2 separate regions of the Homo sapiens genome follow, and region 1 is linked to region 2. The links are chromatin loops, found by intact Hi-C in ENCODE. Cell type or tissue: mammary epithelial cell. All regions are shown on one strand. Each heading gives the region's core, and the rest is flanking DNA. Links, peaks and the distances in the headings are about the cores only.

Region 1 (11,098 bases), core at 3,981-6,480, 97 kb before region 2:
ACTGTATTTGGAATTGGTTGTGGGGCACATATAATTCATCATTTCATCTACACTGTGACAATCTATGAATTGAAATAGAAGCAATAGTTTTCAACATTTACAAATGTATATACATATATACATTTAGAATAATTGAATTGCAAAGTTTTATGATAAATGTGATGTGGAGCATAGAACAGAAAATTTTAGCATGGCAGTACGTGATCCTCTTTTTGTTTCCAGTCATCACTCAGATTTTTAAAATGTTTGAGCCTTTACAGAAGTACTTTGTTAATTAACTCAAGTGTTCTAGAGAGTATTGAATATTATTGTAAACAGGTCCTTTAAATTTAGGTTGCATTTTGTTTAAAATCATTTGGAAATCTTTAATTAAAGTACTCAAGGAATGAAGTACCAAAATTTTCAGCTTTTGAAGCTCTTAGCAAATTGTAATTATGGAAACAAAGCTTGTATATAAGAAGACATTGAAATGTATCATTTAACAGATTACATGATGAGAGCCCAAACTGTGTACAAGGTTTAATTTTGACATTTTATAACTGCACTTTGTGATATCTTAACTCGATGCATCTTATTTTTAACTAGAGAGTTTATAGTTTGTACTGGAATGGAATAAGCTTAAGAAGGCTTTGATTTTGTAGCATTTAAATATGGTGAACCATTCAGAAAAAACATAAACACAGGGAATTACTTTTAGAGACAGGGTCTTGCTATGTTGCCCAGGCTGGAGTGCAGTGGCTATTCACCGGTGCACAAGTAGCACACTACAACCTCGAACTCCTAACCTCTAATGATCCTCCAACTCCAGCTTCCCTAGTAGCTGAAACTACAGGCATGCACCACCATGCCCAGCTAATGAGTTTTATCATGTAAAAATATTTGTTGAAGGACCCAAAATGGAAGCAAAAAGACAGTACCCTTCAAAATGTTTATTCCAAAATATTTAAATAATTAGAATTGAGAATATTCTCTAATTAGCAGAATTTGCTTGAAATTGACCAGATACCTTAGCATCTGTAAAGAGAATATTTTTCTTTTTGTTCCCAAATTAAATCTTTTTTGGTATTTGTACACATTTACGGGGTACATGAAAATTTTTTACAAGTATATAATGTGTAGTGATCAAGTCAGGATATTTAGGGTATCCATTGCCTGAGCACAATACATTTTTTTTGAATATAGTCATCCTACTCTGCTATCAAACATGGAATGGAATTTATCTTTTCTATCTTATTGTAATGTTTGTGCCCACCTAAAAAGAATATTTTCTTTTTTTTTTTTTTTTTTTTTTTTGTTGCCCAGGCTGGAGTGCAGCGGCGTGATCTCGGCTCACTACAACCTCCACCTCCCGGGTTCAAGCGATTCTTCTGCTTCAGCCTTCTCCTGAGCAGCTGGGATTACAAGTGCGCACCATCATGCCTGGCTAATTTTTGTATTTTTAATAGAGACGGGGTTTCTCCATGTTGGCCAGGCTCGTCTCAAACTCCTGACCTCAGGTGATCTGCCCACCTCGGCCTCCCGAAGTGCTGGGATTACAGGTGTGAGCCACTGCACCCAGCCTAAAGAGAATATTTTCTCAATTAAAAATACTATAGTCTTCAGAAAAGAATCAATTAAAGTGATGAGAAATTTCAAATATATTAACTACAAACTGCAACTTTGAAAAATATTGCAGGCAATTTTATTAAGTTCTACAGAGAAATGTCAGTAACATGGTATTAGAAATAAATATAGCTGATAAACAGATTAAAGTTTATGAATATATACCAAGAATAATTATTCTGCTTATGTAATTTTAATTTTGGAAAACCATTTTGAAAAGTTTGTTACATGAAATGTTATTTTTAAAAGAATTTCATATTTGAAAATAGTTTGAATATATAATTTTTAAGTATTTTCAATGCAATTAGTCCAATTTTCTGATCAATAAATATCTTTTAAAAGTATGTAACTTTATTGTTTTCATTTCAAAATGTTTCAGTTTGGAAATTATACAATCATCCTACATAACCAGGCAACACAAATCACATAAAAATACGTATGCCCTCAGCGACACTGTGCTATCTTCTAACTAGGTTTCCTTCTGTGTGTACTTAAGTGTGTGTGATATCAAAAATTCACGTGAATGGCTTTATATTTGACTTGATGACCCAGAGTACTATTGAGCAAGAAATAGCATTGCCCTGGGTATGCTATTTGATCAGAATCTACCTTGTCTGTCATTCCTTCTTGCATACTTGCTTTCTGTTTTTCTGAACTTCTCTGACTATAAGGTTCTATCTGTTTTCTTTTCTTGCTTGTACTTTGTCAGAAAACTAATTTGCAGTCATTCATACTAGTATTTACTGAGTGAGGTGATTCTAACATCATGTAGAAACAGTTGAATCAAATCCTACCATACCATTGATTAACTGGGTAAACTTTGGTAAATCACTTAATGTCTCTAAATGCGATGTTCTTATTTGTGAGACATGGATGATAATATCTGCCATGTACATTGTTGCAAGTATTTTAAAAATGATATTTGTAAGCATTTAAAAATATTATATTTTAAAATATAATATAATTAATATAAATATATTATATTTTAAAATATAATATAAATATATTATAAATATATTTATATTTATAATATAATATATTTATATTATATTATATATAATTATATTATATTATATATATTATATATTATATATAATATAATATAATTATATTATATTATAATATATATATTTATATATATTAATATATAAATATAATATAAATATATTATATTTTAAAATATAATATAAATATATTATATTTTAAAATATAATATAATATAAATATATTATATTTTAAAATATAATATAATATAAATATATTATATTTTAAAATATATTTCAAAATATAATATAATATAAATATATTTTAAAATATAAGATAATATAAATATATTATATTTTAAAATATAATATTTTAAAATATAATATAATATAAATATATTATATTTTAATATATATTTCAAAATATAATAAAATATAAATATATTATATTTCAAAATATAATAAAATATAAATATATTATGTTTTAAAATATAATATTTCAAAATATAATATAAATATATTAAATTTTAAAATATAATATTTCTTAAAATATTATATTTTAGGAAAATATAATATTTTTATACATTAAAATCATACAACTAATTGGATGTGTGTTCACTTTAAATTAAAGTTGACTAAGCTCATCTGGGCTTTGAGGGTGACTGGCCAACTGACTTTATTTCTCTGGTCAATTTGTCCTCCAGTTCTTTTCAATAATTCATGCATTCTCAACTCTCTTCTCAGATCTCTGCTGTTCTTCACCTCCTTTATTTTAACAGATGACAGTTTGCACTTTGCAGAGAAAATAGAAGCCATCCCATCAACTTCCTGTCATATTTACAAGCTCACCGGCAACACATTAAATCCTCCCCCTTCTCACTTATTACCATGGTTGCGGGAAGGGTAGTTCTCTTTCAATGAAAGGACAATCTCTCCACTTCTTTCTGCATCAGCTCCCTTCTCACTTTCCCAGAAACTTAATATGATCCAAAGATATCTCTCTCCATGCTGGATATCTTCTCTTTGTCCCAAAGCAATTCTCTATCCTTCTCCACTGTGCTCCATACCCAGGAAGGGCTGATCTTAATAGACTATGTCAATGGTCCTTCTGGCCCTCTGCCTTTGAGTTGGATTAGACCAAGGGGAGGCCCTAACAAGATATTAAGGGGGATCTTATGGTCTTTCGTGTTTTGGCTGACTTTCTCAACTGAAGTTGACATCACCTATTAGGCAGCCCTTTCCTATAGCTAGTCTCTGTAATTAATGATAACTGTTCCCCCCTTACCCCCTAGAGCCTAATGGTAGTAATGTTTCTCTTGTTGTTGCTAAGCATGGGCTGCATCAACATCCTTTGTTGATTTTCCTATCCCTTGCCGACAACTTTGTAAATATTCTGTTTATTAAACTCTTCTCATTTACCTAATTTAAGTGTGCCATATGTTTCATGACACCATCTTGAACACAGTTCAAGATGTGTCACCATCTTGAAAACACTTGTCCCTCAGTATCTATGGGAGAATGCTAAAATTCATGGAGGCTCAAGTCCCTTATATAAAATGATATACTATTTGCATATAATCTATGCACATCCTCCAGTATACCCCAAATCATCTCTAGATTATATATTATACCTAATACAATATAAATTCTATATAATAATTGTTATACTGTATTGTTTAGAGAGTAATGACAAGAAGAAAAGATTGTACATGTTCATTACAGATGCAACCATCCTTTTTTTTCAAGTATTTTCTGACCCACAGTTGGCTAAATCCATGGATGTGGAAACCATGGATATGGAGGGCCGATTGTACAGTCCTTTATGTTCAAATTCATTCCTGAATACTTCCTATCCACATTTAAAACTATTCCAGTGAAACTTCTCTTGTTAAAGTTGCCAGTAACCATCATATTCCTAAAAACTATGGACAATTTGAAATCCTCATCTTGGTCTCTGTCACAATTTTGGCTGGTTCACATCTACACCCCTTTCTACATCTGGGGAGCCCACCTTTGAGAAGCTTCTGAGAGAGGTAGATATCTGCTCCAGCATAGATGCACAGACATAGAAAACAATAGATTTTCAAACTCTATGTGGCAGATACCATACAGGCCCAAGACTCAAGTGTTCCTAACTGGGACTTCACCTCTGAAGTCAGTAACAAGTGGAAGCCATGACAGCTTAGACAGGGTTTCACAAACTGTCTGTGCTGAAGGACTAGGATTAAAAAATTTCCAATCTTCTGAAGACATATACTTTTATAATAGGCAATAAAAAACAAATCATTAGAAAAATAACACATTAAAATGTCCTAAAACTAAAAACCCCAATTTTATACAATTGGGTTCTCAAGAGAGAAAATTACTCTGTCAAAGTACTATAAAATTTCTAAATGTTTATTTTCAATTTCTGTGCTGGTTACATAGTAACATTTCAGATACCACCTGTGAGTGGCAGTTGTTTATACTTCATTCTTGGAGGAAGATAGTGGTAGGAATATGATGCTCAGCAGCAGAGCAGTAGGAGAGGCATATTAACCAGATCTTTCCTGCCATTCACTTGGCACTTTCTGGCTGCTGAATCCCTCACCCCACTTGATTTTGTTCACTCTTCAAACTGGGCTCTCCAGCCTTTTTTTGTGGATTCTGTGAACTACTCAATATCTTTCCAATAAAAATATCTTTACTACTATGCACATTTTAACAATATTAATTCTTCCAATCTATGAGCAAGATATCTTTCCATTTTGTGTGTGTCTTCTTCAGTTCCTTCCATCAATGTTTTACAGTTTTCATTGTAGAGATCTTTCACTTCCTTGGTTAAATTTATTTCTAGATATTTTATTTTTTGTAACTATTATAAATGGAATTACTTTCTTGATATCATTTTTAGATACTTTGTTATTGGTGTATAAAAATGCTACTGAATTTTATACTTTGACTTTGCATCCTTTAACTTTACTGAACTCAGTTATTAGTTCTAACAGTTTTTTGGTGGTTTTCTATATACAAAATCAAGTCATTTGCAATCAGGAACAATTTGACTTCTTTCTTTCCTATTTGGATGGAGCACTAAATATGGAAAGGAAAGATCATTACCAGCCACTAAAAAAACACACTGAAGTACCCAGACCAGTGACACTATAAATCAACCACACAAACAAGTCTGCATAATAACCAGCAAACATCATGATGACAGGGTCAAATCCACACATATCAATAATACTAACCTTGAATGTAAATGGGCTAAATGCCCCAATAAAAAGGCAGAGTGGAAAGCTGGATAAAGAACCAATACCCACTGGTATGCTGCCTTCAAGACACCCATCTCACATACAATGACACCCATGGGCTCCAAATAAAGGGATGGAGAATAATCTACCAAGCAAGTGGAAAACAGAAGCAGGGGTTGCAATCCTAATTTCAGACAAAAAAAGACTTTAAATCAACAAAGATTTTAAAAAAAGACAAAGAAAGTTATTACATAAAGGTAAAGGGTTCAATGCAACATGGAGATATAACTATCATAAATATATATGCACTCAACACAGGGGCACCCAGATACATAAAGCAAGTTCTCAAAGACCTTCAAAGAGACTTAGACTCCTACACAATAATAGTGGGAGTCTTCAACACCCCACTGAAAGACAGATCATTGAGGCAGAAAATTAACAAAGGTATTCAGGACCTGAACTCAGCACTGGATCAAATGGACCTGATACACATCTACAGAACCCTCCACCCCGAAACAACAGAATATACATTCTGCTCAATCCACATGGCATGTAACTCTAAAATTGACCACACAATTGGGCATAAAACAACCCTTAGCACATGCAGAAGAACTGAAATCATACCAACCACTTGGACCACGACACAATAAAATTAGAAATTAAATATAAAGAATTGCTCAAAACCAGACAATTGCATGGAAATTGAATAACCTGCTCCTGAATGACTTTGGGGTAAATAATGAAATCAAGGTGGAAATCAAGAAGTCATTTGAAACTAATGAAAACTAAGATACAACATACCAGAATCTCTGGGACACAGCCAAGTCAGTGTTAAGAGGGAAATTTATAGCACTAAAGGCTCACATCAAAAACCATGAGACATAAAAAATAAATAAAAATAAATAAATTCCTGAATACATATACCCTCCCAAGATTGAATCAGGAAGAAATTGAATCCCTGAACAGACCAATAACAAGCTGCAAAATTGAATCAGTAATAAATAGCCTATCAAAGCCCAGGGCCAGACAATTCAGCCCAGGACAGCTGAATTTTACCAGAGGTACAAAGAAGAGTTGGTACCATTTCTACTGAAACTATTCCAAAAGACTGAGAAGGAGGGACTCCTTTCTAATTCATTCTTTGAGGCCAGGATCATTTGACTACAAAAATCTGGCAGAGACACAATGGAAAAAGAAAACATCAGGCCAATTTCCTTGATGAACATCAATGCAAAAATCCTCAACAAAATACTGGCAAACTGAATTCAGCAGCACATCAAAAAGCTTATCCACCATGAACAATTAGGCTTTATCCTTGGGATGCAAGGTTAGTTTAATGTACACAAATCAATAAATGTAATTCATCACATAAACACAATTAAAGACAAAAACCACATGATTATCTCAATAGATACAGAAAATGCTTTTGAAAAAGTTCAACGCCCCCTCATGTGAAAAACTCTCAATAAACAAGGTATTGAAGAAACATACCTCAACATAATAAGAGCCCACATATGACAAACCCACAGCCAACATCATACTGAATGGGCGAAGGCTGGAAGCATTCCTTTTGGAAACCTGCACAAGACAAGGATGCCCTCTCTCACCACCTCTATTCAACACAGTATTGGAAGTCCTGGCCAGAGCAATCAGCCAAGAGAAAGAAATAAAGGGCATCCAAATAGGAAGAGAGGAAGTCAAACTATCCCTGTTTCCAGACAACATGATCCTGTATCTAAGAAATCCCATTGTTTTGGCTCCAAAGTTCCTTAAACTGATAACTTCAGCAAAGTCTTAGGATACAAAATCAATGTGCAAAAATCACTAGCATTTCTATACACCAACAGCAGTCAAGCTGAGAGCCAAATCAGGAATGAAATCTCATTCACAAAATTCTCAATTGCCGAAAACAGAATAAAATGCCTAAGAATACAGCTAACCAGGGAAGCGAAAGATCTCTACAAGGAGAACAATAAAATACTGCTGAAATAAATCAGAGATGACACAAACAAATGAAAAAACATTCCATGCTCATGGATAGGAAACATCAACATTGGGCTGGGCATAGTGGCTCATGCCTGTAATCCCAGCACTTTGGGAGGCCAAGGTGGGTGGATCACCTGAGGTCGGGAGTTCGATACCAGCCTGGCCAACATGGTGAAACCCCGTCACTACTAAAAATACAAAAATTAGCCGGGCATGGTAGCACACGTCTGTAATCTCAGCTACTTGGGAGGCTGAGGCACGAGAATTGCTTGAACCTGGGAGGCGGAGGTTGCAGTGAGCTGAGATTGCGCCATTGAACTCCAACCTGGGAGAGAGTGAGACTCCATCTCAAAACAAAACAAACAAACAACAACAAAAAAACACACAAAAATCAATGTTGTTAAAATGGCCATACTGCCCAAAGCAATTTATAGATTCAATGCTATTTCTATCAAACTACCAATAACATTCTTCACTGAACTAGAAAAAATATATGGAATGACAACAAAAAAGAGCCCAAATAGCCAAGGCAATCCTAAGCAAAAGAAAAAAAAAACACAAAGCTGGAGGTGTTACGCTACCCAACATCAAATACCACAGGGTTACAGTAACTGAAAGAGTATGGTACTGGTACAAAAACAGACAGAGCAGTGAAACAGAATAGAGAGCCCAGAAATAAGGCTGCGCAACATCTACAACCATCTGACCTTTGACAAAGTGGACAAAAACAAGTAATGGGGAAAGGATTCCCTATTCAATAAATGGTGCTGGTGTAAGTGCCTAGCCATATGCAAAAGATTGAAACTGGACCCCTTCCTTACACCATATGCAAAAATCAACTCAAGATGGATTAACAACTTACACGTAACACCCAAAAGTATAAAAACCCCAGAAGACAACCTAGGCAATACCATTGTGGACATAGGAACAGGCAAAGATTTCATGACAAAGATGCCAAAAGCAATTGCAACAAAAGGAAAAATTGAGAAATAGGATCTAATTAAACTTAAGAGCTTCTGCACAGCAAAAGAAACAATTAACAGAGTAAACAGACAACCTACAGAATGGGAGAAAATTTTTGCAAGCTATGCATCTGACAAAGGTCTGATATCCAGCATCTATAAGGAACTTAAATTTACAAGAAGAAAACAAACAACCCCATTAAAAAGTGGGCAAAGGAGATGAACAGACAATTTTGAAAAGACATACATGTGGCCAAAACAAGCATATGGAAAAAAGCTCAACATTACTGATCATTAGAGAAATGCAAATCAAGACCACAATGAGACAGCATCTCACACCAGTCAGAATGGCTATTATTAAATAGTCAAAAAATAACAGATGCTGGCAAGATCTTGGAGAAAAGGGAGTGCTTAAACACTGTTGGTGGAAGTGTAAATTAGTTCAACCATTGTGGAAAACAGTGTAGTGATTCCTTGAAGGCCTAAAAACAGAACTACCATTCAACTCAGCAATCCCATTACTGGGTATGCACCCAAAGGCATACAAATTGCTCTCTCATAAAGACACAGGCTCACATGTTTATTGCAGCACTATTCACAATAGCAGAGACATGGAATCAACCTAAACACCCATCCATGGTAGACTGAGTAAAGAAAATGTGGCACATATGCACCATGGAATACTATGCAGCCATAAAGAATGAGATCATGTTCTTCACACGAACATGAATGGAGCTGGAGACCACTATCCTCAGCAAACTAACACAGAAACAGAAAATCAAATATTGCATGCTCTTGCTTATAAGTGGGAGCTGAATGATGAAAACACATAGAAACCTAGAGAGGAACAATAGACATTGGAACCTATCAGAAAGTGGAGGATGGGAAGAGGGAGAGGATCAGGAAAAATCCTCATATGCTTAATACTTAGGTGATGAAATAATCTGTACAACAAACTTCCATGGTAGAAGTTTACCTATATAACAAACGTGCACCTATAACCTTGAACTTAAAATAAAATTTTAAAAAATACAACTATCATATAATCTAGTAATCCCACTGCTGTGTATATATACAAAGGAAATGAAATCAATATGTCAAAAAATATCTTCGCTCCTATGTTTATTGTAGCAGTATTGTCAGTAGCCAAGATGTAGAATCAAACTAAATGTCCATCAGTAAATAAATGGATAAAGAAAATGTGGTATATGTATAGAATGGAATACTAATCAGCCATAGAAAATGATAAAATAATCTCACTCATATATGGAGCCAGAAAGTTGTTCTCATAGAAATAGAGAATAGAATAGTAGTTACAAGAAAATGGAGAGGGTGGGGAAAATAAGGGGAGGGTGTGAGGCTGGTCAATGGGGAGGAATAAGTTCTGGTGTTCTATTGTAGAGCAGGATGGTTAGAGTTAACAAAAATGTATATTTCAAAATAGCTAGAAGGAAGTTTTTGAATGTTCTTATTACAAAGAAGTGATAAATGCTTTAGGTGATGGATATGTTAATTACCCTGATTTGATCATTACACAGTGTATACATATGTCAAAACATAACATTGCACCCCATAAATATGTATAATTTTTTAAAAGTTTAAAATGTTTCTACTAAGATTACTCACAACTGTTGTTGATAATCTGTGGCCAAGAGCCCTGACAAGCCCAAATACTTATCTGCAAGATTTCCAATAGGATTATGTGAGCTAATGGGAATAAAGTACTTATATAAAGCCTAGATCTCAATAGTAGCTCATTAAGTAATGTGGTGGGCAGACCTCATGGTGACCCCCAATGATTTCCACCTCCTGGGATTCATGCCTTTTTGTAGTCACCTTTTTTTGAGTGCCAACAGAACCTATTACTTGCTTCTAATCTATAGATTATGGCAAAGATGGTGGAATGTCACTCCCATGAGTACATTATGTTATGTAGGATTTTCCTTGCTGGTTTGATAACGTAAATGGTCATACGAGAAGTACAGGTAGCCAGGAATTTGGAGAGGGGTGTGCCTCTAGGACCCAAGGGCAGCCTCTAGCCAGTAGTCATTAAAAAGCAGAGGCCCTCAATCCTATAGCCAGAAGGAAATAAATTCTGCCCAAAATCTGAGGGACTTTGGAAGTGGATTTTTCTCCAGTGGAGCCTCTGATGAGAACTCATACCTGGCCAAGACCTTTATGCAGCCAGTGAGAGACATGAAGCAGTGTGCTCAGCTAAACTGTGCCTAGACTTTTTATCTATGAAAACTTGAGGTAAAGAATGTGTGTTCTTTAAGCTGTTAAGTTTGTGGTAATTTGTTATGCAGCAATAGAGAACTAATACTGGTTGCAA
Region 2 (11,098 bases), core at 3,215-5,714:
CATTTTGCAAAACCATAATGAAATATTACAAGCAAGATATTGATATTGATACAGTCCAGATACAGAACAGTTCCATCAGCACACAGCTCTATCCTGTTGCCATTATATAGACACATCTACCACCTTATGTCCCATCACCAATTCCTGAACCCTGGCGACAACTAATTTGTTCTCTTTTTCTAAAAGTTTGTCTTTTCAAAATGTTATATAACTAGAATCATACAGTATGTAACCACTTAGGATTTGCTTTTTTCCAAGTTAGTATTAATTCTCTAGAGATTAATCAAAGTCGCTACATGTATAGTCCATTTTTTTGAGCATTTTCTTTTTTTATTATTATACTTTAAGTTCTAGGGCACACGTGCACAATGTACAGGTTTGTTACATGGGTATACATGTGCCATGTTGGTTTGCTGTACCCATCAACTCATCATTTACATTAGGTATTTCTCCTAATGCTATCCCTCCCCCAGCCCCCCAGCCCCCAACAGGCCCCAGTGTGTGATGTTCCCCGCCCTGTGTCCAAGTATTCTCATTGTTCCATTACCACCTAACAGTGAGAACATGTGGTGTTTGGTTTTCTGTCCTTGTGATAGTTTGCTGAGAAAGATGGTTTCCAGCTTCATCCATTTCCCTGCAAAGGACATGAACTCATCCTTTTTTATGGTTGCATAGTATTCCATGGTGTATATGTGCCAAATTTTCTTAATCTTAGTCTATCATTGATGGACATTTGAGCTGGTTCCAAGTCTTCACTATTGTAAATTGTGCCTCAATAAACATATGTGTGCATGTCCTTACAGTAGCATTTATAATCTGTTGGGTATATACCCAGTAATGGGATCACTGGGTCAAATGGTATTTCTAGTTCTAGATCCTTGAGGAATCGCCACACTGTCTTCTACAATGGTTGAACTAATTTACACTCTCACCAACAGTGTAAAAGCGTTCCTATTTCTCCACATCCTCTCCAACATCTGTTGTTTCCTGACTTTTTAATGATCACCATTCTAACTTGCATGAGATGGTATCTCATTGTGGTTTTGATTTGCATTTCTCTGATGACCAGTGATGATGAGCATTTTTTCATGTGTCTGTTGGCTGCATGCATGTCTTCTTTTGAGAAGTGTCTGTTCATATCCTTTGCCCATTTTTTGATGGGGTTGTTGTTTTCTTGTAAATTTGTATAAGTTCTTTGTAGATTCTGGATATTACCCCTTTGTCAGGTGGCTAGATTGCAAAAATTGTCTCCCATTCTGTAGGTTGCTTGTTCACTCTGATGGTAGTTTCTTTTGCTGTGCAGAAGCTCTTTAGTTTAATTAGATCCCATTTGTCTATTTTGGCTTTTGTTGCCGTTGCTTTTGGTGTTTTAGTCATGAAGTCCTTGCCCATGCCTAGGTACTGAATGGTATTGCCTAGGTTTTTCTCTAGAGTTTTTATGGTTTTAGGTCTAACATTTAGGTCTTTAATCCTTCTTGAATTAATTTTTGTATAAGGTGTAAGGAAGGGATCCAGTTTCAGCTTTCTACATATGGCTAGCCAGTTTTCCCAGCACCATTTATTAAATAGGGAATCCTTTCCCCATTTCTTGTTTTTTTCAGGTTTGTCAAAGATCAGATGGTTGTAAATGTGTGGTGTTATTTCTTTTTTTTTTCTGAGACGGAGTCCTGCTCTGTCACCCAGGTTGGAGTGCAGTGGTGAGATCTCGGCTCACTGCAACCTCCGCCTCCCGGGTTCAAGCAATTGTCTGCCTCAGCCTCCTGAGTAGCTGGGATTACAGGCGCCTGCCACCACGCCTGGCTAATTTTTGTATTTTTAGTAAAGACGGGGTTTCACCATGTTGGCCAGGCTGGTCTTGAACTCCTGACCTCATGATCCACCCACCTCAGCCTCCCAAAGTGCTGGGATTACAGGTGTGAGCCTTCAGATGATTTCTTATTGCACATTAATGTCCTCTTCTTTTAGATTGAATAGCTCCCTCGAGCATTTCTTGTAGGACAAGTCTGGTATTGATGAAATCCCCTATCTTTCATTTGTCTGAGAAAGTCTTTATTTCTCCTTCATGTTTGAAGGATATTTTCCCAGATATACTTTTCTAGAATAAAAGTTTTTTCCTCCAGCACTTTAAGTATGTCATGCCACTCTCTTTTGGCCTGTAAGGTTTCCACTGAGAAATCTGCTGCCAGATGTATTGAAGCTCCATTATATGTTATTTGTTTCTTTTCTCTTGATCCTTTTAAAATCGATTCTTTATCCTGACCTTTCAGTCAATGTCTTAAGGTAGTCTTTTTTGAGTTAAATCTGCTCTACAACCTTCTTCTACTTGGATATTGATATTATTCTCTAGGTTTGGGAAGTTCTCCATTATTATCTTTTTGAATAAACTTTCTGCCCCATCTCTCTCTCTCTACCTCCTCTTTAAGGCCAATAACTCTTAGATTTGCCCTTTTGAGACTATTTTCTAGATCTCATAGGCATGCTGCATTCTTTTTTATTCCTTTTTCTTTTGTCTCCTCTGACTGTATTTTCAAATAGCCTGTCTTCAGGTTCGCTAATTCTTTCTTCTGCTCGATGAATTCTGCTGTTGAGAGACTCTGATGCATTCTTCAGGATGTCAATTGCCAATTTCAGCTCCAGAATTTCTACTTCAGTCTTTTTAATAATTTCAATCTCTTTGTTAAATTTATCTCACAAGATTCTGAATACCTTCTCTGTGTTATCTTTGATTTCATTTAGCTTCTTCAAAGCAGCTATTTTAAATTCTCTCTCTGAAAGGTCACATATCTTTGTTTCTCCATGATTGGTGACTAGTGCCTTATTTAGATGAGCTGATGAAGCCATGTTTTCCTGGAGGGTCTTCATGCTTTTGGGTGTCCATCAGTGACTGGGTATTGAAGAGTTGGGTATTTATTCCTGTCTTTGCAGTCTGGGCTTGTTTTTACCCATCCCTCTTGGGAAGGCTTTCCAGGTATTTGAAGGGACTTGGGTGTTGGAGATCTAAGTCTTTGGTCACTGCAGCCACATCTGCATTAGGGGGCACCTCAAGTTCAGTAATGCTGTGGCTGTCACAGACTCATAGAGGTATAACCTTGGTGGTCTTGGGTAAGATCTGGGAGTAGTGCCTGTATTACCAGGCAGAGACTCTTGTTCTCTTCCCTTACTTTCCTTCAAACAAATGGAGCCTCTCTGTACTGAGCTGCCTGGAGCTGGGGGAGGTGTGACACAAGCACTCTTGTGGATACGATAGCAGGGACTGGGCTGGGTTAGACCCAAAGGCAGCACAGCACTGGGTTTCACCCAAGTCCCAGAGTGACCATTGTTTGGCTACTTCCTATTTTACGCAAGGCTCAAGGGCTTTACAATCAGCAGGTGGCAAATCCAGCCAGGCTTGTGTCCTTCCCTTCAGGGCTGCCAGTTCTCTCCAGCTCTGGGTGGGTCCAGAGACACCATCTGTGAACCAGGGCCTAGAGTCAGGAACCTTAGGAATCTACCTGGAGCTCTATTCTACTGTGGTTGAGCTGGCACCCAACCTGCAAGACAAAGTTTGTCCCACTCTCTCCTCCCTTTTCCTCAAGCAGAGGGGTCTCTCCCCATGGCCACCACCACCCCAGACCCATGGTTAAGTATTGCCTGATTAGCACCAATGTTCACTCAAGGCCCAAGGCTTCTTCAGTCAGCTTGTGGTGAGTGCTGCCAAGCCTGGGTCTCTCCCTTCAGAGCAGTTGTCTCCCCTATGGCCCAGGACAGGTGAAGAAATGCTGTCCAGGGCCAAGACCTGGAACTAGGGACTCCACGAACCCACTTGGTGCTCTACCCCACTGCAGCTGAGCTGTTACCCAACCTGCAAGACAAAGTTTACTTTACTCTTCGCTCTCCTTTCCTCAAGCAGGAGGGGTCTCCCCTCATAGCCACCACAGCTGTGAATGTGCTTGATCACACCTGATGCCAGCGTGGCTCTGAGTCTCACCCAAGGCCCACAGCAAGTAGTGCCTGGCTAACACTGCTGATTATTCACAGCCTTCCCTTCAAGTCAATAGACTCCTTTCTGGCCCAAGGTGTGTCTAGAGACCTAGGGCCTGGAATGGGGTCCTCACAACTCTGACTGATGCCCTATACTACTGTGCTGAGCTGGTGTCCCAGACGCAAGGCAAAGTCCTCTTTACTCTCCCCTCTCCTCAAATGGCAGGAAGGAGTCTCTCCTGGAGCTGTGAGCCATACTGCCTGGGGCTAGGGAAGGGGTGGCACAAGCACTCCCTTGGCCACCCTAGCTGGTGTCTCACTAGGTCACATGCACCCCAAGTCCACTGGCTCTCAGCACAGGACAGAATCAAAACTTGCCTAAGAATTGCAGTCCTTGTGGCCTAACCTGCCTTTCAAGTGTATTTGGGATTATAGACCACTTTAGCCTGTGGTGGTGAGGCTTGCTAGAACTTGTGCTCCAACCACTGGAATGGGCAATTTGCCTCTGGCCAGGACTGGTCTATATGCTCTCTTTGTGTGTGCAAGTTGAGTTCTGCCCCTTCTTGCTTTCTGCTGTTACAGGGCAGCATTGAATTGCAATGCAAATTCTCACAATCACTGTGCTCTCCCTCCCCCAAGTACACAGATTCTTTCTCTGTGCTACAGAGCTCCTGCTAGGGGATCGGGAAGGAGTGGCATTGGCAATTCAAGATTGTCTTTCCTACCCTTTTTAGTGCCTCTCTCCTTAATATAATGGTAAAACCAGGTACTGTGATCATTCACCTGATTTTTGGTTCTTATGAAGGTGCTTTTTATTGTGTAGATAGTTGTTTCATTTGGCATTCTTGTTGGGGGGATTATGGCTGGCGGCTTCTATTTGGCCACCTTGCCCCACCTCCCCCTCTTTACCTTTTTTTTAACGGTAAGTCTGCTAGTGACAGATCCCTTTAATCTTCCTTTGTCTGAGAATATCTTTTTTAACGGTAAGTCTGCTAGTGACAGATCCCTTTAATCTTCCTTTGTCTGAGAATATCTTTTTTCCCCTTCATTCCTGAAGGATAGTTTTGCCAGACATAGATTTTGTGATTGACAATTTCTTTTTCAGTACTTGAAAAAGGTGTCATTTCATTTTTCCCTCCATGTTGTCAGAAATCTGCTGTCATTTGAATTGGTGTTTCTCTATAGGAAATGTATTGCTTCTTTCTGATTGATTTCCAGAGTTTTTCTTTGTTTTTAATTCATAAGTTTAATTCTGATATTTCTTAGCTTTGATTGTTGTTGTTTGTTGTGCTTGGGATTTACTCAGTTTCTTGAATTTGTGCGTTTATCTTTTGCTTAATTTGGTTAATTTTCAATCATTATTTCTTCAAATACTCTTTTGGCTCCACTCTTTTATCTTCTCCTTTTGGAGCTCTGATGACATGAAAACTGGATATATTGTTATTGTCCCACAGGTCCTTGAAGGTTTGTTAAATTTTTTCAGTTAATTTCCCTCTTGTTAAGATTGGGCAAATTCTATTAATATGCCCTCAATCTCATTGATGTTATCTTTTGTCATTTCCACTGTACTATTGAGCCCATTCAGTGAATTATTTCTCTTATTATAATAATTTTCAGCTCTTAATTTCCATTTAGTTATTTTTATAACTTGTTTCTTTGCTGAGACTTTATTTTTCATTTGTTTCAAATAACTTGTAATTGCTTGTTTAATCATTTGTATGATTATTGCTTTAAGACTCTTGTCACATATTTTGAACATATGATTCATCTCACTGTTGACATCATTTAAATGTCTTTTTTTTTTCATTCATTCAAGTTGTGATTTTCCTGCTTCCTAATGTAGAATGACTTTCAATTGTGTCTCAGACATTTTGGCTATTACATTAGAAGACTTTGGGTTCCACCTAACTTTTTAATTTTAGCAGGCACTCACCCTGTTTAGATTTAACATGCAAGTCCTGGCCTACTTTTTGGGCTGTGATTCCAATGACAATATCATTTCAGAGCCTTTATGGCACTATTTTTGTCCGTTTGGTTCATCTCTTCCCACTGGGGTCCCACTGATCCCTGCTTATGTTGTTTGAGAGTGCTGAAGAAGCTTGCTCAGGCCAAGCTGCCTGGAGCTTGAAGGTAAAGAAAGGGAGCCTCTTTGCTTCAGAGATGAATGGCATTTCCTGATGCTTGTTATAGAAGCCTCCTCCTGTCTGTGGAGGATGAAGAGTGCCTCTGTAGTTGGGTGCTTATTGTGGTAGGGCTCCTCTGAGTGTCTCTGAGTGGGAGCAATGAGTCTTAAGCCAGCAAGAACAAATAGGCTTCCCAGACTGGGTGCATCTCGTGGCAGTCTTCCTCACTGTCTGTGGGAAATGGAGAGCGCCTCCCAGGCCACACACTTATTGTGGCATAATCTCACTTGTCAATCCCTCCACTTCCCCACACAACCCTCAACATACGTGGTATCTCTAAGGGGCAGAGAGGAGCCTCAAGGCCAGTGGGAAACGAGAATGCTTTCCCAGCTAGCACTTGCTATGTCATAATCCCCTTTGCCAATGCCAGTAGTGGTGTGGTGTCACTGGGTGAGTGAGGTTGTAGAGTGCTTATGGTCACTTCTGGTCAGGATGGTCGCTTATTTTCAGTGTGGCTTCTGATTGATTCCCCTTGCTGGTCCTGCTAGGTATGCATAATGTTGTTGTTGGGACTCCTCTTCCATCTGGGGGACAAATGAGCTTACATTAGCTGCCCTTTCTCTTAATAGGTTAGAGATTGGGGAAGTGCCACCTCTGTGTGTCCTTCTTGGCTTTCTTCTGTTGGGTGATAGTTCATAAGATGCCCTGCCACGATGATGTTCCTCCAGTCCTGTAGTCCCTCTTCCACCTTTCAGAGCATTTCTCTGGTTGTCTCTTGAGTTAGTTTCAGGATTTATAGTTATACTTAGCAGGGAGAAAGGAATAGAGGTAGGTCTCTACCATCTTGTTCAGACCATAAATCTCATCTTTCTTTTTAATCTCTGTTTTAGTGATCTTTAGTAATCTTACAATTCTCTTTACTATCACTTTTAACTTTTTCAGCTTTTGTACTCAACAGATATTAAAGAGTTAATAATATTTGTAAAACACCTTAGAATCCAGTACAAAATCAACAAATATGCATCCATATAACAAATACTGTGAGAACAGATACTAAAATGTTGGTATGTAAACACTTAAAACACAGTACTTTTGTTGGAATAAGTCTTTATTCCCGTATAAGCTTGTAAGTAAGGAAGATTTACATATTTGCAATTATAGTGATCTTTTATTTAGTTCTTAGTGTACTCAGATAATGCTAAGGTCTTTAATATATTACATCACGGACTCTTGACAATAACCATATATGGTAGTGTAGTGAGTTGAATAGTGTCCCTCCAAAATGATAGTCCAATTCCTAACCCCCAGTACCAGTGAACATGACTTTATTTGGAAAAAGGGTCTTTGCAGATGTAATTAAGTAAAGGATTTCAAGATGAGATCATCCTGGACTATGGTGGGCTCTAAATCCAATGACTGGTGTCTTAATAAGAGGAAGGAGAGAGATTTGAGACACAGAGAAATAAGGTCATGTGAAGATGGAAGCAGAGATTGAAAGTATGTTGTTGCAAGCCAAGAAAAGTCAAGGGTTGCCATTAACCACCAGAAGCCAGGAGTGAAGCGTGGAATGGATTTTCCCTCAGAGCTTTCAGAAGAAACCAATCCTGCCAACTTCTTGATTTTGGACTTCTGTCCTTCAAAAATGTGAGAGAATAAATTTCTACAGTTTTAAGCCAGTAAGTTTGTAATAATTTGTTATGGCAGAGCTAGGTCACGAGTACAGGTAGTATTATAAATCTCCATTTTACAAATGAGGAAACAGGATCAGGAATGTTAAGTGACTGGCATAAGTTACACAGCTAGTAAGAAGTGGAGCTGGGAATTAAGCTGGAGACTATCTACTGCAAAGCTTTTATTTTTCAACCTTAACCTTTTAAAATTTCATTGATAACAAGTTAAAAACAGCATCATAACCTCCACACTTCTCACTCCTCTAACCCTTCCTCCAGGGACCTCTCCCTATCTCAAGACATCCATTCCTCTTACAGACTCTGAGTTCTTCTATCTCACGGCAAATTAAACTGGTTCTAGGGGAGAGGGCAGTGTTTAACACAAAGGCAAAACCTCTGATAAGGAGTCTTCAGATCACGAGCAACAGATCAGAGGTAGAGATGGTTTTAGGCAGAACAGGGCCTGTCAGTTCACATCATCCATGGTGATGCCTTGTTTCAACCACACTTAAAGCTAGCACATCCATCGTTTTGAGGATTAGGCTGCAGAAAAAGACATTTGCCTCATGGAACTCAGTCTGTGGACATTGAAAGTAAGTAAGGGCTGTCATCCAATTCACCCCCTGCCAAGAAACCTTGTATCAGGTGCTGGGGAGGAAAGCAGCAGTTGTTACTTCCCTGTGGATCATCTAAAAGTGTTTCTTTGTTAATAGGATGTCATTAAACATTATGCACACTTGGCTGGATATTAAAATTATAGATGAAAACATTTTTTTAAAAATGTGTGCATGTAAAAATAAGCTCATGTGTGAGAACAGAGTGGCTAAGCAGCAGACGGCACACTCTGGGGCTGGGGGCCCTGATGCCATGTGTGTCACCAAATTTGGTTTCACTAAGTCATTTCAATATCAAATAGTGAGAGCACCTACTGTGTGGCAGGCCTTGTTCTGAGTGATTCTCTGCTTGGTGTCAGCTACACTGGATACATTCTTAACTCACCATTCTCTGAATATAACTAAGATAAACAGAATGTCACTTTTTTCTTGCTTCTTTTGGCAGGAATTAGGAAAAAATAGGAACAGATAATTATACACTAGAGCCAAATAGACCTGAGACTGAATTCTGTTTTAACCTTGACCTTTCCAAATGGAATATTTCACATTCATTCAGCTAACAACCTTGAACAAATGGCTCAGTGGTTAAAAGTCAGAGAAAGAATTAACAACAGTCAGTTATTTTCTGAAAGACTAGCCAAAGAATAGTTTCCAAAATACTAATTACTTAAATCTTGCTGGAAAAAAATATTCAAACACATTTTTAAGTTTTATTGTTTGGATCAACACGGACATAAGAAAATTATCAGTGTACTTATATCTTATGATTATATGAGTCTTTGCCTCAGAATAATTCTCTCTGAGAACTTTAAGGAACAAAATATTTCCTTAGTAGCAAAACATTTCATGTGGCAAGAGCCTCACTGAGTAAAGTTCAGTGTGAGAGTAGAACCCGGTGCCATGATTGTACAACTTCTACAGCTTGTCTTGTGGTCTAGTCAGTCATGGAGAAGGTCCCCCATTCTAGAACAGACCCAATGTAAAGCCATTCTTTGGATTCCAATCTGCCATAGGCTGTCTGTAAAATATGGCATGCTTGAAGTTGGGCTGGAGGTTGACTCTGAAAGATAATGCTTCAACAACACATCTAATATCAGAAGTAGGAATATTCTTGATGATAAAGAGCTTTTTGAAAGGGTCTGTTGCATGATTGAATGATGATGGTGAAGCCTGCCTTGAATTTTATGGGGTTATCTGCCATTTGATACATGCAAGCAACAAGGATCTCCTAGGTCTGAAGGAATAGCATAAATAAAAAAGAAAAAGGTATAGATAATTACAATAATTTTTATTTGCCTAGATGAGTGGTAGACATTTATGTAATATTACTAGCATAAATCTACAAAACTCCTTTAGTGAGTCTTAGATGCCATCAGACAGAAATGATTTTACCTTGAGGGTGAGGTGAGGGGGTGCACTATGTACCAGTGAGCAAGTAAAGCTCAAAAAAGGTGGTCTTCTTCCTGAGTATCGATTTTACTTACATTTGAGAAAAGCTATTATTTTTACTAGAGTGTGGCACCCTATCAGAGCTTATGTATTTCTTCTCCAGTGGAAGAAGCAATCAGCTGTCTGCCACACACAGACAGCTAGATCCTCATAGAAGGGGTTTTGGAAGGGTTCCTTTTCATTAAGCCAATGGAAGGCAAGCCTAGGAAAAAGATATTGTGAGGACTCATTTAACTCAGCAAAGCAAACTTCTACTTCTTATTACCTAGTTCAGGTAGAGTCCTGGGAGGTGGTAGAAAATTTTGCATGAGGAGTTATGGGGTCCTCCATTTCCTTCTCTGCTATTCTTGGTCAGAGGGTTTCCAGCTTTAATCCATAAGCAGATACTTATGCACTGGCCATGCTTGGAAGTTGTCAGGAGGCTGACCTGCATGCTTCTCAGTCATTGACATGCAAAGGCAGGGCGCTCCAGCATTAGGTGTCTGCCAAAAAGCTGGGTCTCTGGCTTTCAATCCACCATCACCCTTTTCTGACTACTGCCCTGTGTCTTCCAGAGCATTTTTGTCATGTACCCTTTCTGCCTCTAACATTGGTGCATTAACACCTCTTCCTTCCACACTGCAGTTGTGCCCCCTCATAAAAAGGTTGAGCCCTCAGTGGCGATTCCTTTCAGGAACAGGGCAGATGACTTGTCCAATGGTGTGTTCCCATGCTGAGTGTGAAACTAGTGGAAGACTTGCACTGGGGAGTCAAAATCGACTTTTATCCTGCAGTGCTGGTGTGTGAGGAACCTATGGGATGTGATCAGGACTAAGGAGACTTCAGGAGAGTGGAAGAGCAGACTCCCACCACTGTGTGGCTCTGCAGATTAGAGCCAGAGACTGACCAAGCAGAGAAATGATTGCTAGATGATCCATGTTACTCCAAGAGGGGCAGTTATTCTTAACCATATTTACCACCTTAACCAGAAACCTGGCCTCCCCTGCAAGAAGCAGTAGAGATGTTCATTTTTTTTTTTAATTTTTAACTTTGAAAAACTAAATCATTGGAGGCCAGGGTGTATATCAACTTCAATAGCCCTAATTTCTTTCTATCTATCTATCTATCTAGCTAGCTAGCTAGCTAGCTATCATCTAGCTATCCAGATCAGGGTTTCTCAAACTTGGCACTATTGACATTTGGGCTCAGTAATTCTTTTTTTTTTTTTTTTTTTTTTTGACAGAGTCTTGCTCTGTCACCCAGGCTGGAGTGCAGTGGCACCATCTTGGCTCACTGCAACCTC

What was found. Hi-C counts contacts between places; a loop is a spot of excess contacts. Peaks named below come from ENCODE experiments on the same cell type or tissue, not always from the same donor. Only the 100,000 strongest peaks of a DNase experiment are listed, where the experiment ranks them.
Region 1: a loop joins it to region 2, with 2.7 times the contacts of the local background. A loop is called at or near these places in 2 of 110 quality-filtered maps.

Annotation. Positions count from the first base shown.
Region 1 is chrX:45,331,972-45,343,069 of GRCh38, forward strand. LOC105373191 (a long non-coding RNA gene) reads left to right here. Exons shown (of 3, transcript XR_002958824.2): 3 at 1,303-1,946. Among named protein-coding and RNA genes, the nearest start is that of DIPK2B, 140 kb to the left of the region's middle. In mammary epithelial cell, for the core only: no CTCF peak of the experiment used is centred there; no DNase peak of the experiment used is centred there.
Region 2 is chrX:45,429,940-45,441,037 of GRCh38, forward strand. No RefSeq gene overlaps it. Among named protein-coding and RNA genes, the nearest start is that of LINC01204, 70 kb to the right of the region's middle. In mammary epithelial cell, for the core only: no CTCF peak of the experiment used is centred there; a DNase peak (open chromatin) is centred at 4,462; H3K27ac peaks cover 1,745 bases.